3 separate regions of the Mus musculus genome follow, and regions 2 and 3 are each linked to region 1. Evidence: chromatin loops called from intact Hi-C (ENCODE). Cell type or tissue: heart. All regions are shown on one strand.

Region 1 (8,000 bases):
AAGTAAATATTATTAGCAATAAACCTACTTGTTACAGAATTAAAAAGGGGAAACGTACCCACCATGAATCTCTGTACTCCTAACAACCCTCCCAAAATACAGGAACAAAGCTTTGACAGAACAAAGGATAAAGGGTTTACCTGTGAGCACAGTAGGAAGTCTTAGCACACCTCTCAGCAAACCATACCTCAAACAGGGAAAAAAACAACTAAGAATATTTAAAGGTCAAAATAATATGCGTGATTTAACACAGCCAACTATTAAACAATATATATCCTTGGTTCGTCCATACGGCTTTAATTACAAAAGCTGCACATAAACAAGCTGCAATTTTCAAAATATTCCAAGCTGTATTTCTGACTGCAAAGAATTCTTTTTTTTTTTTTTTTCAGAAATCCAATAATAAAGATAGCTCCTCTACAGTCCTCCAAAAAAGACATTAGTAATGCTAAAGAAATGATAGTAGACGTTAGAACTATTTCAAACTGGCTACACAGAAAACTCAGCTCTGGGACGACGCCGTTACATGGTTAACAGCGGGTAGTGAGTGTCATAAGGAACCTGTTATTGTGGAAAGTTTACAGCAAAGAGCCAAGTCCTGAAACAGCAGGAAAGTACGTACAAGACTTACAGAGAGTAGAGCGGTTCAGCAACCCCCAAAGCTGGTTTCCTGAGGAGACTACCAGAGGTGCCCCCTGGGGGGATCCATCTGCTAGCCTGATTCATCATAACTGACAAGGAGAAAGGACAGGGTAACCAACAATACTAAGAGGGCAAGACAGGGGTTAAAACATTTTAAACAGAATGTCTTCAGAGAGAAGCAGATAACCAAGGTCAAAACAAGGTATTTGAAAACTAGCAAACCAAACTGGACAGTTCTTCTAGAAAGATCTCAAAATTAGGCTGGTGAGATGGCACGGTAAGTAAAGGTACTTGCCATACAAACCTGGTGACCAGAGCTCAGGCCCACTTAAAGCTAGAAGAGAGAACCCATTCCACACTGCTGGCCTCCGGAGCGCTGTACACACACCACAGCACATGCATAAGCACACACACTTACACACACAAAACAATACTTAATTTAAAAGAATAAAATCACAAAATTGCCTCAAGAAGGAACAGGAAATCTGAAACTATAATCTCACCAGGCAGGATGGGTCGTGCCTGTGGCCCCAGCATGCACACAGAGGGACTGGAGGCCAGAGAAGCACTCAAGCAATAATTCAAGAGCAGCCTGAGCAACGTGTGTGCATGGTTCTTGCCGATTTGTGCCACCAAATGAGATATAACTCTCCCCGGTTTCCACTCTGAATGTGGCGTTTCTGATCCAGGGCCCAACTTGGGTAGGAGTTTCAGGAGAGCACCCCTGAATCTCTGCAAGGGAGACAAGTTACTCACTTCTTTGTGCAACTGTTTTCTTATTGATTAAAAAAAACAAAAACAAACAAACAAACAAAAAAAACCTTCCCTCAAAGAAGGCTGTATAAACTAAGTGGGTGACTGTATCGAGTAAATAAAGAGCACAGGCACACACATGCATGCACACACACACAGCAGCTGCTAGGCACTACCTGAGATGATGGCAAAGGGCGGTGCAAATACAACAACCTCCAGGAAACTCACACTTGCCCACCTAAGTGCGAGTTATGAAATGAAACACTGAGCAATTGCACTGACCATGAGTGTCAAGGAAAGTATGACCCCTCAAGGACGCAAGACTTTAACGGTAGAAAATTTAATGATGTAATTCACACCAACTTATGAGAGATTTAAAATATGAGATAACTGATGCTGAAAAGGAACCTGATAAAAACAAATACCATAGACATTCCTAAAGAAGGGACAGGCTCAAGGGACAGAATGGCTTTTCGAATACTATGCAACATTCCCTGCCTTAGGAACATGTCCACATCCACACGACTATGTGTCCCACTCAAGGTACACCAGAGGCACGCAACAAGGGCAGGGACGCTGTCGGTGAGAGCCAGACAGGAATCTGGCAGAGTAGTTAGGACCGCACAGACCAAACAAGACTGACATGGCTGGCTGCATAGCTAATCAAGTCTCGCCCCACCCCCATTTTACCTGCGGTGTCTCTGAGATTGCTCTAAGGATGCTAACATATGGTGCTCCTGGCTTCAGCCCTTCAGACACATCCTATCCCAGACCCCTCATGAGCAGCTGCATGCTGCTCTTTTCCTTCGTTCCCAGCAGAACCATGCTCTTAAAGACTGCTCTGTGGAGAGGCAGCTGCCTTGGAGCGTCCCGTCCTCAGACCTGCTGATACGAAAGGCTTTTAAAAACCTCTGGGTTCTCCACGGCAGAGGTTCCTTTGCTTTTCCCTTTCACCTTGCTGTTCCCCATTTCTCTGGCTTCCTATGTGGTCATGGATGAAGTCCCTGTGGGAAGGTGGAGATGCGGTGCTGAGGTTGGATGCAAACCATGCTGGGAAGCCACCTGTTGGGGTTACTAACAAGCTCATGAGAGGAAGGAAGCTCCTGACCATCTCACCACTGGGGGCCAGGGTGAAGAATGGGAGGTGTCCAAGCCTCTGGAGGGGCTTCCTCTGCCTCGCTCCACCACCAGATGATCAGCAGACGTTTTTAAAATTAAGCCACAGAGAACATGAGGTCTCGGGAAGGACTCCGGGTTATCCAGAAGTCATTGTGTGCTTTAACCATCACATTGTGTAGCTCGGGGACTTCAACAGGTCTCCACTTCACACGCTACTTGCCAGTTCCCCAAATGTCAGCCTTCAGAATAGAAAGAAAATTCCTTTCCCTCCTCTTCCTCCTCTGTTGTCATCAACGTCTTCATCGATGTCTTCTTTTTCTCCTTTCTTCTTCTTCTTCTTCTTCTTCTTCTTCTTCTTCTTCTTCTTCTTCTTCTTCTTCTTCTTCTTCTTCTTCTTCTTCTTCTTCTTCCTTCTTCTTCTTCTTCCTTCTTTTTCCTCTTCCTCCTCCTCCTCCTCTTCCTTCTCCTCTTCTTCCTTCTTCTCCTTCTCTCTTTCTCTCACCATCTTTTTCCTTTCCTCTTGAGGATGTGGAAAACCTGACTATAATTGGCTGGTCTGGTATTTCCTGTAAGAATGCTCTCTGCTTGGAACACTGTGAAAACAATCTGCCTTAACAATTCAACCCAAATAAATGATCTTCCTGCAAGTGATGAAAATCCCTAATTGGGAATTGGGCTGCATACCCAGGTCTCTCTCATCCGGGTCCATGATGACGAAGGTTGGACAAAGATAGGCATCACCCGGTGATGACAGATTGGGGGTGGGTCACTGATGGCTCTGCATCCTCCTGGAAAATCCATCTACCCAGTATCTGGCTGGGCGGAATACACGTTGTACCCTGGCCTCCTGGACCATTGTTCTTGGGGGTGATAATTGCTCAGCTTAACTCTCTTTCCGTCTGTGTCCCTCCTGAGGTGCTTTGGCACACACCCTTGACAAGAAATATGCAGAGCCCGGGCAAAATCCAAGAGCACGTCCAACACTTCTTCTTCCTGTATATCTATTCCATGAGTCAAGATGGATTCTGGAACATTCCAAGAACAAAGAAATTTACCCAAGTCTCACGTTCAGAGGGTTCTTTCAAGGGCACAGTTTGCAAAACAAAACTGTACTAGCTATGACCTTCCCTCGTATTGTACTCCTATTCTTCCACTTTGGCTCTTGGCTTCTGCATAGTTAGTAATGAATGGCTCTCCCTCTGGGAGCTCTGAAGCTCTCGGAGTTCACCAGGATGCAGCCCAGTTGACTGGAAAGTTAGAAAGCCATTCCGGACCTAGTCCAACCTGGATGTCTTAGAGCAGTGGTTCTTACCCTTCCTAGTGCTGTGACCCTTTAATACAGTTCCTCGTGTTATCGTGACTCCCAACTGCAAAATTATTTTGTTGCTGTTTCATAACTAGAATTTTGCTAGTGTTATGAACCATAATGTAAATATCTGATATGTTAACACCCCCCCACACACACACACAATGGGTTGCAACCCACAGGTTGAGAGCCACTGCCTTAGAGAAATGGACTGGGCTAGGAGGGAGCCCACTTAGAGCCCACTGCTCTAAGACATCCAGGTTGGACTAGGTCTGGAATGGCTTTCTAACTTTCCAGTCATGTTTTTCCCCAAGATCCCGGGAACAGGCAAGGCTATAGACACTCTGGTCCATTCATTTTCAAGTATCCCATGTTGGAAGCAAGAGGCCTTGGCTGCGTTTTCTTAATATTTAAATCAATTAGGAAAGGTTGCCCTTCCTTCTGGGATATATAATTCAGCAAAGCTTTGTGGTCCTCATTGTGCTGACTCTTGTTCAGGACTTGAGTTTCTGGGTGTGTCTGAGTTCCACTTCACTGTGAGACTGATGCTAAGAGGCAGATGTTCAGTACATAAGGAAAGGAGGCTGGTGTGATGGTACACGAGCTCAACCCCAGTACATGGGAGACAGAGACAGGCAGATCTCTGTGAGGTCAAAGCCAGCCTAGTCTTCATAGCTAGTTTCAGGACAACCAGAGCTATATAGAGTGTGTCTTTTAAAAAAAAATGTTTAAAACTATGTAGAGGTAATGTCACTCCAAGAGCATAAGCGTCTTCTTGGGAGAAAAGTAGTCTCTATGGGCTACATCCCTGAACAAATTCATCAAAGCATCCACGCTTCTGACTCAGACGGACAGTAAACAAAGCACAGTGATGTCAGCCCATGGCCTACTTGCATCATGGTCTTGCCACTGGCCCTCTGCACACTACTTGGGCTCCCAGATTTAACCAAGCCCACTCCTGAGAAGCTGGATGGAGAAGAATGCTGAAGAAATGATGGGAAGCCTGGCCCATGCACACTCAGGAGTAATCCAGAAGTGAGCAGGGCACATCCTACACTGCCAGGCAACACAACCGTTGATGTTACCTCTAGTTAGGACTCTACCTCCCCAGTGGCACAAAGACTCAATGGGAATGACACTTCTTGGGACATAACTTTCCAGACTTGCCTCCCAAGGATGGTCTGAGAGTCTGTGATAGAAAGGATGTCTCCATAACCTTGACCTGACCACAGGGAGATTACAGTCATCCTCTGACTTATAAAAGGTTCTCACAACCACCAGGAAGCCATTGCATAAGTGGCCTGGGTTTCCACAGTGGCTGAAAAGCTGTGTGGAGATGTTTGCTTACCTGTGAGTAAAAGCCACACTGGGGGAGTAGTTCTACTCTTACTGTCGCAATGAAGGCCAACAAATATAGCCAAGGAAGGGAGCCATGCTGAGGAGAAAGGCCGACTTTCCCTTGGCCCCATCAAACACTCAATCTACTTAGTTCTGTTTGGTTGAGTTAGCCAAAGGACAGTGTAAAACAACTTGTAGGATGATGTATTTTCATTTTGAACATGACCATTCCCTGCTGGCCATATTCATTAAAGACCTAGGAAAGGCAGGTGTGAAACAGCACTGTCAGGACCACAGGAGGAACAACCATTCGGAAAGAGACAAATGAGAAAGCAAAGCCATTCTTGTTAGATGACACTTGTGTCTCTGAGTGGCTTTCAGACGATCTGCCCTGGCCCGGATCTACCTTCCTGTGACAGTCTAGGTGTTTTAAACGCCAGCTTTGCCTTGGTGGCAGCCACTGACTGCTTTCCCAGGCACCTGCACAGCAACTCTCAAGTCAAATTCTCACACAGTCCTGTGTAAGCACAGGGACTTTCAGTCTTATTTTTACAAATGGGGACACTGAGTCTCAGGCTTCAGCTGTCCCCTATAAATCCATCTCCCACTCATAGGTCTGTGGTGACACAGAGGAAGGGGGAAACCATACAGTAAAATGTTTCACAAAGCCCTGTCACTGAGAGGTGGGCCTTTACTTCAAGATGACCGCTTACCTCAACACTATGGAAGTGTATTAATTTCATCCAAGAATTATAATAACAACTCAATAAAGTCTGTTGTACCATTAGGTTAATGGAGCTCCAAGAGCCCGTCTTTACAAAGGGTCCTCAAAGGTATACATGCCATTTGTGATTCTTAGAGAATTTGAAAAAGGAAATGCTGTTTTGATTTCTTTCTCTTTAAAAAGTCCATCCAGCAAGGCGCAATGGTGCAAGCTTGTAATCTCTGCCACTCAGTAGGCGCAGGGCTGGAGGAGCACGAGTTCAGGGTATGCCGAGACCACAGAGTGAGTTTCATTAAACAGTGAAGAATAAATAGAATTTTTTTAAAGAAGGGACTAAGGCATTTTTCTCAGTTGGTAAAGTGCTTGTCATACAACCATGAGGACCCGAGTTCAATCCCCAGCAGTCATGTACCAAGCTGGGCACAGAGCACGTGCCTGTAATCCCAGCGCTAGAGAAGCAGCCAGGCACATTCTCGGGGCTTGCTGCCAGTCAGCCTAGGAAAATGGGCAGGTGCTAGATCCAATGAGAGACCCTGTCTCAAGAAATAAGGTGGAGAGCAAAAGAGGAAGATATCCAGTGTTGCCCTTTGGCTTCCATACACACTAGCACACACTAAGCACACAAACATACCCATGACATTTTCAAAGTTGAAAGGACGTGGAAGGGAAGCTCAGTGGTCAAGAACCTCCCCAGCATGACTAAAGCACAGGGGTAGAGACCCATCCCACCTGTACAAAGTTCAATGATAGAGACCTGCCCGGCGTGTGCAAAGCTGGGTTTAACAATCAACATAAAACAAAAACAAGAACAGGGAAGAACTCTAAAGGCCACCCAGACAGTGCACGTCTCAGGCCCAGGAATTCTGAGACTGTCTCTGAAAGTGACCTAAGTCCAGGATTGGTTTGTGGTAGTAAGGACTGAAAGCAGAGCCTTGGGCATGCTGAGCAAGAGCTTTGTCCTTGGGCTACCACTCCAGCTCCTTCCCACCCCGACCCTTACCCCTTTCTTGACACAGGGTCTACTACATCGCTTTGACTGAGCTTTGGACTCGTTCTTTAGCCAAGCAAACCTTGAGTATGTCTCTCAAGTAGCTGGAATTGTAGGCCTTCCCCACAAGGCCTGGCTCTGGTTTTTTTTGTTTTTTGTTTTTTTTTGGTTTTTGGTTTTTTTGTTTTTTGTTTTTTCATCTTTTTATTCCTTTAACCCCTGGAGTACATGACTAATTGTAGCTGCTGGGATGACCAGAGGTCTCGTTAGGCACACAGGCCCAGGGAAGCAGCTGTCTTTCGCCAATTTGGACAGAGAAACCAAAACTGGTCCCTTCAGTTACTCCCTCTTCCACCCCACACTGCCCATCATGGAAAAAGAACCTCCAGGAAATTTTGACCTACTCTTAAAGCACAGAGCACAGACTGTCTTCCGGATGGATGTTTCTTAGAAGGAGGAGCGGGAAAAGGCTGTCCCAAGCTCATTAACCTTGTGAGAGTGAGCATCATGCTACCTAACACACACAAACCAGGGAGCTGTGGAATTCTCCTGAGTAAGCCAGCCCCGACTTAGAACCAGCTCACTCTGGGCTAAAATTAGATGTGTCCCCGAGCCAGCTAAGCTGCCTCCTGTGCCTCTCCTGGCAGCCAATTTCACTAGAAATGAGGTGTGACTACCCCTGAGTCCAAACTGGGGATCCCTTCCCTCTCTGCCCCCCCTGTGTCTAAGGCAGGTCCCCACTTACTGAACACAGGCAGCTTGCATGTGGGAAGCCTGGCAGATCGGGGACTTACTGAGAAACTGAGACATGGCAGAGAAACGAGCTCTTCAAGGTTGGTCTGATAAGTGGCGGTTCAGAACTAAAACTCTCTCTGGGTCCCAAAGCTGGAGAGCACACAACTGCCTCAAGAAGTCAGTACATGGGGATTTCAGATTTTCACATTTCCTGTCTGGATCCCTTAGTGGAAACAGACTTCATGGGAGTTTGTAAGGAAGCGTGGGTGGGTGTATGGGGCGGGGGTGGGGGTGACGCAAGCAACACATTCTCTTTTAACCTCAACAGTAAAACTTCTGCCAAAGCCTGGTGTGTTGGTTCATGCTTTGAATCCCAGCAGGTGGAAGGCAGAAGC
Region 2 (8,000 bases), 110 kb before region 1:
AGGAATCAGACTCGGTATAATTCCTCCCGCGTGCAAGCCTACAGGAACTGAGCTCAGGCAGCAGGGAAGCTGAGAGGTAGCCAGGGCACACGGGGGGGGGGGGGGGGGACGACATGAGTGGAGAGTAAAGAGCCAGGGAGGAACTATTTGGGGATACTACGGAAGCTACAGGGACCATGATCATGGTTATGCACACTGGGTAAAATCCACTCAATAAGTATCATTAAAATGCATAGGTTTTAAGAGAAAAACAGAAAGTGCAGAAGTCGTTTTTTTTTTTAACCCAATGTTTATATATATAAGTGTCTGCCTGAATGTCTATATGTTCCCAGGGACAGAGAAGGGAGTGCTGTAATGTGGGTAAACCGCCAAAACAAGCATTATCTTTTACTCCAATATTCTTGTGTGTGTGTGTGTGTGTGTGTTTTTAATTATCTGGACATTACATATACAATTACATTTAAATTGTGGCAGTAGCGAATGGTAGGGCTTTTCTACCACACTGGGTGGGTACTAGAGATACCAGGGTGAAGTATTTCTACCCATCCCATAAACAGGTGGATTTTTTTGATAGTGGGCAGTTTCCTTCTCCCTGGCACAGAGAGCAGCCTAGTGTCTGCAAAGCTTAGCTGAGACTTTTTGGTCCCGCCTGCATCCACTACCCCTAGTGGTGAAACTGAGCAACTACATCTCTTTCTAGCTACAGACTCCAGATAATTTCCCAATCAATTGTCAAGGGTCCCAAACACTTACCCAGGCTGGGGTGGAGCCTTAGACATGGACAGCCTCAGGGGGTTAGCTGCTTCTGGATACTTGGCTCAAATGGCTTTTTGACGCAGCTCACGGGTCGTACTCCGGGTAAGATCAGAGCAACCATAATTCCTAGATTTGCTCCCATGTTGCCCTCCTTCCAGAGAAAAGAAACAGTCTAGAACAGCGGTTCTCAACCTGTGGGTCACAGGATTATATATTAGGTATTTACATTACAATTTATAACTAGAAAAAATACAGTTATGAAGTAACAACAAAAAAGTGTATGGTTGGGGGGGGGGGGTCACCATGACATAAGGAACTGTATTAAAGGCTTGCAGCATTTGGAATGTCGAGGTGACTGGTCTAGAAAAAGCAGGGACCCTGGCACCTGGGAACGGATAGCCCAAAGGCACATTCCTCATCCTCGGCATCTCTTCACCATAGCTAAGCAGCTGCTGGCCACTCTCTCCTGATTCCTGTGGTGACCCAGCCTTCGTGGGTCACTCTCAGAGATACTTCTGTCCAGAGTTTAGTGTGTCTTCTGTCTTAGAATTAAGGGTCAAAATTGGGGTCAAGGTAAAGGCTAGACTTCTATGGTATGAATTTCTAGGGTTCATGTACTGGACATTGAAGGCCCAGAGTTACCTGTGAGAAGCAAGGAGGTCCCAGAGGAAGAGCATTCCAGTTTCCCCAGAGAGGGTGGAAGGACCACGCTATATCTGTCCTTGACCATGTCCACTCAATGCCACCCTGCCCAGACCCCTGCTTCATTTCCTGGAACCCCCCTTCCTTTTCTGCCAGTATCTGGTCAGGGTAACTGCTAAGGGGGTGGAGGTGAAGGGCAAGGTAGCTGCGAGAGGCAAGGGTGAGGAGGAACGCTGGCCTCCAGCCAAGCCAGGCGATGTGGGAACAGTGTCACTTTGTTTTCCTCTAGCGGAAGAGTGCTTTGATGCGTACATGGGTAACTCATTCTTTTATAAACTTCCAACTTCTCCACAGACTTTGCCCTCCTCCTAGCAGCGGGGACTCCTGTGACTTGGACAGTCTCAGCTGTCCCTTGCATGTGCCCTGTGTGGATAGTTTGCAGGAGAAAAGGAGGTTCTCTAAGTGGTGGTAAAGCAGTCACGGCATAATAGCTTAAAGAACCCAGGGAGGAGTGTGCCCAGAGCACTGTGGGAGCATCCTGAGGGGAGAAACCCCAAGCCCCCGCAGAGAAAGAACAAGAAGGGCTACAGGTTGAATTCCAGCTGGCCCTGACTCCTGGGCACGGCAGGAAAAGCAAGGGAAAAAACCTTTCCCTTGTTCGATTTCTGGGCAGAGACACTGAGAACCAGAGAGGAGAGCAGACCTATCCAGGGCCACACAGCCCTGAGTCACACAGGACTCAGGCCCAGGCCAGTGCCCCAGGGCCAGGCACTCCACTTAGAGCCATGGTGGGATCCACAAAGTGAGGCACCTCCAGGCCAAGCCCTTCCCACTTTCTCCTTTAGTTCTGTTTCTTTTCTTTCTCCACTCTGCATTGTCGCCCCCTGTACTTGGGGAAAATAGTTGCCTGGGGAAATGGTGACTCAACCCCACTTGGGGTTTATCCAGCCTTTAATGTATAGGTGGAAGAGAACAGCAGCTGCAGATGGGGGGAACTAAGAAAGGTGAGCCAGAGCTCTGTGGTGCCAGAGTCTAAGTCCACAATGACCCATTCTGTAGATGGAGAAACTGAGGCCACAGTGATCATTGAAGATCAAATGGTTGGTATCAGACCCCAGGTTCTAAGCCAGGCTGTCTGACTCTGCCTCATGTTGACCAGGATAGCATCAAACTCACAGTGGTTGATTTGGAATTCCTAATTCTCGGGCATACCTCAATGCCCAACTATATATTTTATTTTATATTATTTTTTATTTTCTAATGAAATAAATAATTGAAGTGCTTGGGAAAGCTGAAAGAGGCAAAAAATGAGAAAGTCACATTGTTCCAAGCAAGAGGGGTGAAGCCTTGAGAGAAAGAGTCAACACTGGGACACACACACACACACACACACACACACACACACACACTCATTAGCTCCCTCCTTTTCCTGAGCACCTGGTGCTGAGGAGCCCTTCCTTCCATTTACAAATCTAGAATGTATCCTGGTGTGGTTCAGAGAGCCTGGAAGACTTGGGAGAGGAGAGCAGCCCTAATCCCTCTGGGAGTACATGGGGCTGGGCCAGGACTTTGCCACTTGAGCTTCCTTCAGAGCTTCTGGGCCTGGGGCTTGGTGGGGTGCAGTGGGGAGAAGGTGACGGAGGAGGAATGATGACAGTCAGTTCTGATCTGAGGAGGAGCCTGTTTCTTGGGGAAGGGGTGTAAATCCAAGGTGGGGTAGAGACCTAAGGCCTTCTGCCTCTCCCTGCAGCTCCCCTCCCCACCTCCTACCTGATTTGTCTTTGTCCCGCCCACCCTTATTTATAAACCACATGTCCCCGTGTCCCTGCCTGCCCTGCCTGTTTGTCCACAGCTTCAGCTGCTTCCCCTGATAACCCAGAGAGCAGTTCAGGGGGAACTGGGAGGGGCTCAGGGCACTTGCAGTTCAAGGATGCTTTGGTATGTCACTTCCCCTGCTGGAGAGCCATGCGTGCCTTCTTCCTATGGATTCTGAAGATGCCAATGCCTAGACCGAGCTCAAAAGTGGACAGCTGTTCTCATGTAAAATTTTAATTTCTATCATTGCCCATGAGCAATGATTTGCTGCTTAGCCAACAGCCCTGAAGTCGGTTAAGGAAAAGGAGGCTCAGAAGTGAGCTGCCTTGACATGAACACCATCAGTCGTTCTGCCCAACCGGTGCATAGATGTGGAAAGAACTCTGCCCCAGAACTCCCCAGCTTGGCTCCAGATATGGATCAGTCTGCCTTTTCTCGCATCCTCGGGCTTGTTGCCTAAATTCTCTGATTTGTTCTTCATAAAATGTAAACACTGCCCCTTTAGTTTACTACCCAGCAGCCAGAATAGTGCCTGACACCTAAGGATTTCTCGGATGTCGTTAAGTACTGAATCCCTCACTCTCAGCTCATGTATCAGCATCAAACATGGCAATGTGTTTATAAAGTTCCTGTACATTGCCACACGCTGCAGGAACATTGGAGGCCTCTCTGCTCACTACTCTGAGGGCTTCAGTCAGGGATCCCCAATATCCAGGCCCAGACTCCGTTCTGAAATGCATACATACTGAGAACCGCAAACCCTCCCATCAGTTTCCGTGCGTGGCCCTCGCTCCCCAGTTATTTCACTATACCCTAGTCCTGAGTGCCAGGGAAAACTGTATTCCTGCCCTCCCTCTGGGGGCAACCAGTAATGTCTGAGCTGCAGACAACCTTCTTCTCTCCATTGTTCAATGACTGTCTCTATACCCCTGGGGACTCAATCGGCCAAAAGTGGATGGGTAGGGTTGGGAGGGTGAAGTCGAGGTAGGACAGAAGGCATGTAGATCGATCGACTCAACCACTGCATGTCTGTGCAGAGGATGAGAAGGTCTGAAGGCCTTTGAGAAAGAGGTAAGTAGGGAAAGGCCCATACTACCACATCAGGCATTAGCTAAGGCGAGCTCAGGGCAATGAGAAGGTTCTAGGCCACGGAGACTTAGTTGACTTAGATCAGAACCCTCTCACTGGCCTTAGTTTCTCATATCGCCCTCAGCTCTCACCTTGCTCCCACCTACAGATCCTAGGATGTGCCTGTCAGTAGGTACCTTCTGTTCTGTCACACTGATAAGGGCTCACCTGCTCCATGAAGTCTTGGCACCTGCCCAGCAGGAGATCAGAAACAAAAGATTAGCCTCCAGGCAGGGAGAGGAGGTGGGAAGGTCAGGAGGGCAGGGCTTTGCAAATAGGTCTTTAGAACACAACCCTCCAGCAACTTCCAAAAGGGTCGGGCCCAGAGGCTGAGGAGGCAGGATGCTGGTTTCATCTGGCTACACTGCAGGGGATGGAGAAGGACAGGCAGGCACTGGTTGGAAGGCAGCTGTCTGGACTGGGTCTTATTTCTTTGGCCAGAGTACTAAGGGGTTCTGCTACTGATCTGCTTCCAACCTTCTTCTTGGTGCTGTATTCCAGGGGACCTGAGATAAAAAGGGGGCTGCTAGTGTACCCCAGCTAAGCAGAGGCAAGATGGAGATGGAGGTTACTGGGTACCACAGCTCCCTAGGTGAAATGTTGGCCTGCATCCTCCTGAGGAGGCCAGAGAGCGGGGTCAGCACTGGATGGAACACTTCCCCCGCCCCCACCATGGGTGAAATCCCCAAGTCTGCTTAGTTGCTTTCAGATCTAACATTCTAGGCTTTTTTTTCCTTCCAAAGATCTCACCAAGGGTGACCTGGGTTGGCTTCCCACTCATATAGAAGGATGACAAGGGATGGGAGCTGGGGCTCTCAGAATCTTCTGGAAGCAAAGCCACAGCCTCCCCGAGAATTTGTGATCTAGTGTCTCTGAGCCCTACATTCCTGGAGGCAGATGTTCTGCCCCTCCCCGCTCAGGAGGCCACTGGCAGCTGGGCAATTCTTGGAGTCCGTCTCGCGTGGTCAGTGCCCTGGGCCACCCGCCACAGTTCAGGCGCATCAGTGATTCTGGGAACTTCATGAACAGTTGAACAGTCATTTCATCTCAGGGCCTAGGAATCTGCGAGGAGAGCAGAGAAGGCTCTTGGGGTCTGCAGGATGATAGAAGAGAGAAAAATTGAGATCCTGCAGAGAGAGGCAGGGGGCAAAAAGAGCAGATAAAGGAGGGCCTAGGAAGCCCTGCCCATTTCTAGGTGCAGGTGAACATGCTGGACGCAGGAAAAACACATCCTGGATGCGGACTCCAAGGTGATGTGCAGGTCAGGCCCCTGCTCATGCTAAGTCACCTGCTGGACCTGCCTCCCAAACCTGGTTTGAGTGAGACACCTGGCTAGCCCTGTCTATGCTGTACCTTCTTTGGTGTAGATTGTCAGCTGAGAAACAGGTTGAGCAAAGACACAGGTCGTCGGTATTCTTAGTAAATTTAGAATTTAGTATCTATTTCTCAGTGAAAGAAATCCTGGGGGAGGAGGGAGCAAAATGGCATTGTGTGTGTCAGTGAAGGAAAGAGATCGGTTCAGACATCTACAAAGAAGGTGGATAGGGACATTGATGTCACATGACCTGGCAAAGCTTTGCGTTGCTTGCTATGCATATAACACTGAGTAACTCTACTCAGAAGTGAGGGCTACCCTGTGGCTGCCCTCATGTCTTTCAAAACTCAAGAAAAAGAAATATGTCCTTGGAGTTCAAAGAAATGTGCAGAAGGGTGTGAGGTGGACATGGGGTATTTGTGCAATTGTAACTCTGGTAGATTCCATAGTCAGCTCAGATTCAGTGTGGGCATTCCACAGGAGGGCCTAGCAGCCCTCTGCAGTGAACTGATCACATGCAAGAGTGTGCGTGTGTACATACACGTGCACACTCACACATACATGCATCCAAACACACACACACACACACACCAAAATGACACATGAGATATATTAACAACTCAAAGGCATAAATGCCACCCATCAATTTTTAAATTAACCTAAACAAATTTTATTGTTTTCTTTGGTTTCTGTTTTCTATTTAAGTTGCATTACAAACAATATATGCTAAATTTAAAAAATAAGGAAGTTCATGTTAATAAGGTGCCAGGACACACTAGCCTATTCTAGAATGTCAGAGGCTGCAGCCAGTGTGGGCTCTGATCATGGAGGGCTTTGTCCCATTATTAATTTTTCAGGTTCACATTTTGCCCCTCTGGATTAGACTCATATGCAGAGAGTCTCTCTTCCCTTACCTATGATGTCATAACTGTAGACATTATGAGTCTGTCACTTACTTTGCAGCTGGTTTTAAAAATCTGTGCTGGCTAGTCCCCTGATAACCCAAGCTGATCTAGTTAGATGTGAACTACAGCATGAAGGTAGGTAAAGCAAATGACACCCACGCATAGAGTCGCTGGGGGCACAAGATACTCCTGTGGCCTCTGCTTGTGTGGTAGTCTCGGTCCTGGACTAGGCTGCAGATCCATAGAGGCCTAAGTCTGTGTACTCCTCAAGGATTGAACTGGACTTCCCCCAGACAGTTGACTACAGGGAAGGGTCTCTGGACAGACAGAAGGGCAAATTAAAACAGGGTATGACAGAAGATGTCCCCACTCTCCAGCACAAGTGCATGCGCATGGACACTTTGACCCTTAATCTTACTGAATGGACAACTCTATGAATTAAATTTGTTCTCCCACAAGAAATAATTACGGTATTTAAAAAAAAATGGGGACTAGAAAAGGAGTTGAATTGGTAGAGTGTTGGCCTAGCATTCATGACAGAGGCCTCAGTGTTGCATAAAATACATTTGTTGGCCCAGCACTTAGGCGGTAGAGGTTGGAGGATTAGAAGTTTAAGATCATCCTTAGCTATGGTTAGTTAAGGCTAACCTGGGGACTTTATGTCAAGCTAACTCAACCAAGTGCAGCCAAGTTGCCCTCCAGCTGCAGCTAGGTGGTGGTACCCTCTCTCTGTGCCCAGTCAGTAAGCTACAAGAAGATCAACAGAACAATCTCTGCATGCAGTGTTTCTTGAAGTTTCTGGACACCCTTTCTCACAAGCCCCATTGGACATTGGTCTCAAAGTGGGACTTGTGAAGATGACCCTGTAAGCAAAGACTTCACTTTTGGCACTAAGAATGGTAAACACCAGCACCTTTGGTCCTTGGCCTCCCAAGAATGGCCTCACCCAGCCCCCTTGCTAGGAAGCAAATTCCAATCATCGTCTTCATTGTATTCTAAACCTAAAGAAAACAAGGCATCATGCCCAGCAGCTCGTCCATAAAACATTAATCACTGTCCCCTCCTCGAGAAGCCTCTGACCAACGAAGGTATGCTCTACAGGAGCCATGGAAAAATCCTAATGGCCCCACACATGGCTTGGCCACGTTGAGGGTGGGGGCCTGGCACCGGTTCCTCCAGTGCTTTTCCAGCCAGGTTCCTCGCTGTGGTTCCAAGGATGCTGGGGACTAGCCTAGGAACCCCAAAGAAAAAGAATCTTCTACACAACTATCAGGTTCCCCAAGGTATTGTGGTCCTTAGGGTCAAGTGACAAGTGGCTACCTTGGGCCACCACACCTTCCACTGGAGCCTGCTTTGAGCCCACGGGTAACAGTGCCGAGACCAAGGCCAGTATAATAGGTCACATCTCCTCATCAGGTCATCTAGCCTAGGGTGCCTGC
Region 3 (8,000 bases), 81 kb before region 1:
CAGACAGGATATCTGGGGAACATTCTCAAAGCTGAATGGAAGTAGGCATCCTCTAACCCATCAGCCAGCCAGTGCCAAAGTGAGTGCTAGGCTTCTTTGGAGTAAAGACAGGGCAGGGCACCTATGAGAACATTCTTGTTCATGCTTTATCTCCTCAGGATCATGAAACTGTGAGCCAGGCTAGTGGGCTGAGTTCTAGGGGTGGGAGGTAGAGTGAGTAGGGCTGGTCCCTCCCCATTGCCTTGGAGACCCCTCCCCCTGTATCCATCTGAGCATTCTATTCATGTGAAGCCAACATTCCTGGAGCCCACCAGGCCAGCAAGAGCATCTCATACAGGCAATTGCTGTCTCATCTAATAAGAAAATGATGAGATGATCCCGGCTGTAAAGCCTATCTGGGTCCAGCCCCCAGATCCATGCATATTCCTCCTGCTTTGGGGTATAGCTCTGCTACTGTGTCCCTTGGTCCTACCAAATCACTCTCGAGACTCCCTGTCATCGGCTCCTAAGCTCTCCAGGAGTTCTGTGTTGAGCTCCTTCCCTGACTCTGAGGACATCTGAGCATGAAGGCAGCTGGGGCTTTGATCACTACAACCCCATTGCATATAGGTAAACTGAGTCTACAGACTCAAGTGACTCCTCAAATATCATACAGAGAAGGCCACCGCCTCTCTCTGCCAGACAGAGTGGCTCTAGCAGGGTACTGGGCACACCAAAAAGGACCTGCCACTTCATGAGCTAGAAATGGCTCATCCGCTCCTTTCTGGTCACTCTCATGACTTAGCATGGGTGATCACAGGTACCAGAGCCCTGGTCTGCAAGCTGTAGGGAGCCCACACTCATGAGAAAGATGGAAGAGACCAGGGCACAGAGAGATGTCATTGGAAACTGGTTGGTTGGTGAGGCAGAAAGAAGCCTTAGAGGCCTTCCTGGAGGTGGCAGGGTTTGAACCACAGATGGTTTGGAACTGAAGGGTTACAAATACATTATCAGACGAGAAAGCCCCCTTGGTGAGTCCTGTCCCTGACTGATGTATCTTCCCTTCCAAGCAGCCTACTCCATGGCAGTTACTGAGTCCTAGTTACTCAGCCACCTGTTCCAGGGCTGCACATCAAGGCCATAGTCTAAGTGTGTTCTTCACCTCCCCACGGTAAGTAACAGCTCTTTAGAGAAGAATGGGGACTCGAGGGTCTATCTCCTCAAGTTGCAGCTTCTTGGGGGGCCTCTTCAGGTCTCTAGAGCTGGTTTCCCTATCCTAATAGCAGGACAGCTCCTAAGCCTGGCATGATCACCGTTTCCCTGCTTGTTACTGAAGAAAGCCTGTCATCACAGAGGACAGCCAGTCCCTCCTTATCTGGGGGGCATCCTGCTTCATCCTTAAGAAACCATGTTGTAGAGTACACAGTGTATGCAGAAAGCTCCCACACTTCTTGGAACTCGACCATGCCAGAGCAAAGTCTAAGGGTCAGACAAAGCCAGGCTGATTTTGCACAGACCAGAGGGCTACCAAGAAGCTCGAAGGTGTCTGGAAGTTGCAGAGGACAGAAGAGAGCCATAACAGGCATTCCTTATGAAACTGTCACATCTGTTCTAGAAACATCCATCGAAGGAGTCACCAGTACTTCTCAGCTCTTCACAGGAATGTGAGTTCTCTAGGCGCTTTCTTAAACTGCAGCCTCTGGTTCCTAAGTCTGACTGGGACTTAGAGTTCCACGTTCTAACAGGCACCCAGGGAATGCCAACTTGTCCCAGAGCTACACCATAAGCCGCAAGGGACTGAGTTGTTAAGATTCCCAGACACAGCCAGCTGTTTACCCAGAGATTGAATACAATGTATTGTTAGTTCCATCTGAGCAGCTAGCCATTGAAGGAATGGAAAGAGCTGTTTGATAGTTCTTACTTTGAGATAGCCAGTGCTGCTGTCTGTTATCAGTAGAAAGTATTTTCCTGATTCTGGCTGCCAGGGAATTGACTAAACATATCTTATAGTCAGAGACTTGAAGAGTAGCTGGTGCACCCATTGGGTGTGCTACGGGAGGGACTGGGGCTCAGTAAGGTAATACGCTAATCCAAAAGATGGTTCAGAAACGATGACGTAGTGCTCTTAGTTCCCACCCTTGCCAAAATTGACACTCGTGCTCGGGGTGGGGGTGGGGGCGTGGACACGACATCTACACACTGCAAACTGGCTTGGACCCAGCCAGCCGAGCACTCCATCCATAAACAGGATGGAATGTAGGCCTATGACGCTCCATCATGTAACCCTGCAGGGGATGGGCGAGACGCAGGCCCGAGGATAGGAAGTGGTAACGTGGGTCTTTGGGCAGTGGAAGAGCCCCGCCTCTTCTCTGCAGACTGGAAAGGTTTCCTAGGAGGGAATATGGCAATAGATTTGTTTATATCAAGGAAGGGAGGTGGTGGTGTAGGGAGAGGAAGGTCCAAACAGACGGAGGGATAAGGCTGGCCTTCTAGCCGAGCCAGGCTCAAACAAGGTTCCCATGAGGCCTCTTTGCTTTGGCTGGGTTTGACCTTAAGAGAGGGACTTTAAAAGAGGGGCTCAATGCCTTGCTATGTGAGTCTGTGTTCTTCCCACTCCTCAAACTCTTAGCAGCAGCGATCTCTGCAACCCCTTCCTCGGCTCTGTACAGATAAGGAGGCCCAAGCCGGTCTAGAACACACTGATGGAGATGCTGGAAGGTGGAAAGGCTAGAGGCTCTGCTGGAGGAAGCCTTCTCCTCCCCGCTGGCCAGTCGAGTGTGGGAGCAGAGCTGAGGAGTCAGCTCTCAGAAGGTGAGTGTGAGCACAGGGTGGTAGGACAGAGAGAGAGGAAAGACCTAAGCAGGTCCATGCTGAGGGGCCATGGGGAACTTCTGCCTAGCCCCCTTTAAAATACATTCTTACCAGGTACACTCAAGTGACCCGAGAAGGTAACAGAGAGCAGGTCCTATGCACTCAACTGTCCTTGGCACACGCCCATCCCTTCCTAGACTCTCATGTGGAAGCAGCTTTCTAGCCCCTGATGATGTTCCAGAACAGGGAACAGGAGATTATTGGAGGTGCAACCCCAGCTGTGTGTGCTGTGGCCGGGGAAGAGGGGAGGCTCTTGGCAGGTTCTGAAGTGGTTTGGAGTGATAGGAAGCAGGCTCACAGATACCTAGGACTCGGCTAGCTAGCTGGCTTCCTCCGGGGTCTGTGGGCTGCTGATCTGTCACTCCCTAGAATGCTCACTGTTGAGGAGAGGGCTGAATTGAAGGAAAGACCAGGCTCCCACACAATAGGGCCTGGGTGTGGAATCAGGACACCCAGATACACGAGCTCCCAGAATCTCAGGAAACCAGGGGAGATAAGAGGGGAGGGGCTGCAGGAAACTCCACCCACCCTCAGCCAGGGAGATGTTCTAGAGCACCCACTGCTCCTGCACAGAGCGGCTGAGCAAGGAGGGAGGGTGAACATCACAAGACTTAGTTTCCACATCTGGCCCCAGGACCTCCAAGACTGCACCCAGAGCTTGTCATGGTGGCCTCCAGTCTCATTCTCAGAAGTGGTCACTGCGGGGAACAAAGGCCAGCATCAGGGCCCATCATCTGGCCCATTCTCGTTTTCTAAACTAGAGACCAATGCCTGGTATGGGGAGGACCAAACAACAGAAGGCATTTCTCCACACGGCCCAGGAGCCACAAGAGGGCAGGTCAGAGGTGTCAAAGGGAAAATGGCCGCCATTTGGGAGGGGACTTTGGGGATGATGGGGTCAGACTCTTCTTCTCCAGGATTCAGCCAGCACGCATGAGGTCCAGGCAGCCTCATTCATGGAAACATCTCATATGGTCACGTCTGCATCTCAGGCCCTCCGTCTAGCTCTCAGGAGCAAGACTGAGCACTTCTAGTTGCCTGCTCTATTCTAAGCACTCTGCAGCGTCTACACATCAGAGGAGCGATATGTGCTCCCATTGTTGCCATCCCAGGAGTTGAGAAACTGAGGCACAGTTATTTCACTTGTTTGCTTTTTTGTTTGCACTGTGAGGCAGTCTCTTGCAGTGTGTATTCACCTTGTATTTGCTTTGTAGCCAAGGACAACCTTGAATTTTTGATTCTCCTGACTCCATCTCCCAAATGTTGGGATGACAGGTTTATGTAGTAGTGGGAGTTGAATTTAAGACTTTAATATCAATTGAGCTACAGCCCCAAACAGTTGTTGTGTAATTTAATTCGGATGACATAAATGGGAAAAAGGGGACTAAGACTTAAACCAAGCAAATCCCAAGTTCCAAATCCAAAACACACCAGTGTCCCATCTCCCTATTTTGTCTTATAGCACACAGCCCATGACTGGTGCAGCAAGGACCCCCCCAAACCCAGGATGACAACAGCAGGGGAGACAGATGTGGGCCTCTGACCCAGGGCTCCTGGGTCAACTTGACACCAAACAAGGGTCAGAGTTCCATCCTGGGGCTGCAAGTTTGATGACGGAATCTCCTGGTCCTCGGGGATTGAGCATTTTCTGCAATGGCCTCTGAAACCCCAGACAGCCAGAGGGTAGTGGGGGGCTCACAGCTTCAGAACACAGATAAGGGCACCAAGTGACCCCATAGGAAGAGCTTGTCCACGGGACTGAGAACCATCCTGCCTGGCTGGCTATATTCTGTAACACTGACCTTCAGGAGCCAAGCAATTCTTGCCATCAGACCCAAGGTCAACAACAGTGAGGGAAACAATGGGCAGGGGGTCCAGGCATGGACAGAATCTGAACAAAGGCTTGGCACCTCCCCAAGCTGAGGCCCCTCCTTTGTGGTTTGCCAAGGCAGGCAAGTAGAGGAAACCTTCATCTGAGGCTGGGATGTTTTACAGACTGTTCCTGGAAGACCTGTGGCTGCCCAAGCAGCCAACAGAGGGGGCAGCTGCTCCAAGCCAAGCTTGCTTGCCTAATAGGAATGACAGTGGGACTTGAATCCAGGACATGGCCCCATGCACCTGGTTCCTAGGCTGCCCCATTCTCTCCCACGTGGTCCTTTAGCCTTAGTGCTGAAGTTGGTCTCTCCTCTACAGTCTACTGTCCACATGGTTGGCGTCTTATTCTCAAGACAGCTTGGAACCGCCTCTACCCTAAAGCCTTCCATGGGTCCCCAGTATTCATGGAAGAAGCAAACCCCTCAACCCATTTAAAGTCCTTTTTGATTCCTTTCTGACGTCTTTAGCTCCCATCATCCCTAGATTCCTCGGTTCCTTCCACCCAATAGCTGTGTCCCTGCTTCTCCTAGCCCCACCACAGTGTGAGCGGTGCACTCTCTGCTCCACCCAGTCATCCAAGAAGGGCTTGCGAATGTGTAGGGCACAGGTCAGGAGATCGATAGTGAACAACCGTTCCTCAGTGTAAGGTTCCCATGCAGCGACTGTTTACACTCTGTCCTCAGGTAATTATTAATCATGGCCCCAGTGCTTCCCGTGCCGGGTCGGGAAGGGGCAGGGAAGGGCAAGGCTCAGGGATGGTATTGACACCAAGTGTCTCAAGCACCTTGAAAGTGAGCGGACCACAGGGAGGTGGTCAGGCACTGTGCTTATCGCCAAGAGCTCTGAGGCTTCCTGGAGAAGTTGAAGTTTGTCAGACTTCATGGACTCAGAGAACTGAAAAAAAAAAAAAAAAAAAAAAAGGATAAACACCCAGGATCACCCTTATCAGAGCCCACAGGAAAGGCGGTAGGTTTAATCTCAGAACAACCTGAACCAACGGTTTAGATGCCCAGCCCCAGTGTTCGGTGACAGGCTGTTAGTGGAGACACACTTCGGGGAGTGACAGGGCAGGGCACTCTCAAAGCGTGTAGCTATAACCTTCAGCTGGATTTGTACATGAGCAAAGAGGGAAGGAAGAGCCCTGGGCCAAAGGAGAAGAGAAACAGCACAGTGCCTACGAGGTGGGCTGCACATGTGTGTGCACGTGCGCGCGTGTGTGGTGGCATCCGTGTTAAGGGGAGCCTGTTGACCATGACCCTCTGCCAAGGATCTGGGGTGGTGGCAAAGAAGTCAAAAGCATCATGAAAGTACCTCAGGGGCTTCCCAAGGCGGGCTTTGGAGACAACCCATGTGATTGGTAGGGAGTGACAGCTGAACCTGGGAAACGGAAGGCAAGGCAGGACCCAGCCATAGTAAGGAAGGCTTCAGTAGTGACAGATTCGTGGGGAAGTGAACACTGCGGCTGTGATTTTTAGGTGGGCGGAGCTCATGTCACGCTGGAAGGGAGGCAGGAAGAACACGGGAAGAAGCAGGCTCAAGTATCACCTGGTGGTCTGGCTCCAAGAGCCTGCCACTAAAGAAAAGTGCCTCAGTTTCCCCACCTGCAGAGACAGGCAAGGTCTTTAGTGACTCTCTTGGAGAAAAATGGTGCATAATAGGTATTTGTGGGACTGGGCACAGGAGAGAAAGCATGGTGAGGCCACCTGCAGGCTATGGCCACCGCTCAACCCTCAGCCTGTCTGGTGGGATCCTGAGCCCTCTCTGCAATTGTTACCTACTAGAAGCTTAACACAAAAGCCCTGGCCATGTTATGCCTGGCTATGCCATTTACCCGCCAACCCCCCATCCTGAAGTGTGCATGGAGCAATCTTCACTATCACACATGCTTGGCATTTTTGCCTGATAATCACATCTCTCACAGCCCCATGAGGAGTAGGGCATGATTAGGGAGGAGGGAGGACTCTGGTAGGTGGAGCCAAATACCTGCCAAGAGGCTTGGCAGCCTAATTTGATTGCCTCCTGTAACTCTGAGGATCCTTTGAAGGTTTGGTGGCTGTGTTAGGGTCCTCCACAGGACATAACCACTTAACCCATGCATGCACTCCTTACCTGTGATGCCCTCCCACCAGCAGTCTACTTCTCCCCTCACCTGAATGGATAGAGACCTGATAGGTCTCTGAGCAAATCCCCTTTTCAAGGGAAGTGCCCCACTCTGGCCTATATGGGGTCCTCGTCTGCTTTTGGCTCCCAACAGTGGTCCTCTGAGAGGACCTCTGTTCTTCCAGGATGAGACAGACATTGGGACTGCCATGTCTGTCTGCTCACACCGTCCTTCAGTCTGGAATGATCATTCTCTCAGTTATTCACTTGTGCTTTAAGGCCCAGGGTAGTAGCTTGGAGAAGTTTCTTCTTTGCTGATTGAAGAGATTGGCAAGCAGCATCTATTGAGCCCCCACAATGTGCTGGGACCTGTTTGGGCCCTATAGTTAGCAAGGGTGTCTTGTATAGAGGCATCAGATGCAAGGGCAGAAAGGGCTATGTCTTTGCTCCTAAAGCCAAGTAAGAGAGTCCCCAGGAGAATTTCTGTAAAGCTTGCAGCAGACTTCAGAATACATCTCCAAGTAGATCAACAGAAAAACAACTACAACTCCTTAACACACATGTATGTGAGTGAGCATTTACAATTTTAATACTGGTTGGGAAAAGGCTATGGGCCACAGAAGCCCACCCATTTACTTCATCCCTAGAAAAACAGTGTACCCAGACAGACGGTGATGGCACACACCTTTAATCCCAGCACTTGGGAGGCAGAGGCAGGTGGATCTCTTTGAGTCTGAAGCCAGCCTGATCTACAGAGCAAGTTCCAGGTCAGCCAGGGCTACACAGAAAAACCCTATCTCGAAAAAACAAAAAACAAAACAACAAAAAGAATTGTCTAGCTCCTGCCCTCTGGAGCATGGCACTGGCACCTGTTTGCTACCACACCACACAACATTGACGGTGAATGTCACCCAGGGCCCTGTCAGGCACATGGTAAAATGGAAGCAGGAGTCACCACAATGTACAAGTATGTGGTGGTTAGATGCAAGAGCCACCACAGTGTGCATTATGAAGAGAGATAGACATGGAGACTGGAGGGTGGAGAGGAGTAGTCTGTTGTGAGTGACCAGCCCTGTCAACCCGGAGCCATGGGAGGTCCAGGGCCATGTCTGCATCTGTGGCTATGCAGCTGCAGGGATCAGTGTGGATGCCCATGGCTCGTATTACCACTAGAG

What was found. Peaks named below come from ENCODE experiments on the same cell type or tissue, not always from the same donor. Only the 100,000 strongest peaks of a DNase experiment are listed, where the experiment ranks them.
Region 2: a loop joins it to region 1, with 6 times the contacts of the local background. A loop is called at or near these places in 3 of 42 quality-filtered maps.
Region 3: a loop joins it to region 1, with 5 times the contacts of the local background. A loop is called at or near these places in 5 of 42 quality-filtered maps.

What each region holds. Positions count from the first base shown.
Region 1 is chr6:55,241,219-55,249,218 of GRCm38, reverse strand. The region is part of intron 5 of Mindy4 (MINDY lysine 48 deubiquitinase 4); the gene reads right to left. Among named protein-coding and RNA genes, the nearest start is that of Mindy4, 42 kb to the right of the region's middle. In heart, no CTCF peak of the experiment used is centred here; DNase peaks (open chromatin) are centred at 2,108, 2,548, 3,318 and 7,528; H3K27ac peaks cover 906 bases.
Region 2 is chr6:55,351,514-55,359,513 of GRCm38, reverse strand. No RefSeq gene overlaps it. Among named protein-coding and RNA genes, the nearest start is that of Aqp1, 19 kb to the right of the region's middle. In heart, CTCF peaks have their summits at 672 and 3,365; DNase peaks (open chromatin) are centred at 1,633 and 3,223; H3K27me3 peaks cover 383 bases.
Region 3 is chr6:55,321,822-55,329,821 of GRCm38, reverse strand. Gm38819 (a long non-coding RNA gene) reads left to right here and starts at 1,427. Exons shown (of 2, transcript XR_869121.2): 1 at 1,427-1,643; 2 at 2,649-4,186. In heart, a CTCF peak has its summit at 4,886; DNase peaks (open chromatin) are centred at 2,321, 3,321 and 4,781; H3K27ac peaks cover 349 bases; H3K27me3 peaks cover 1,002 bases.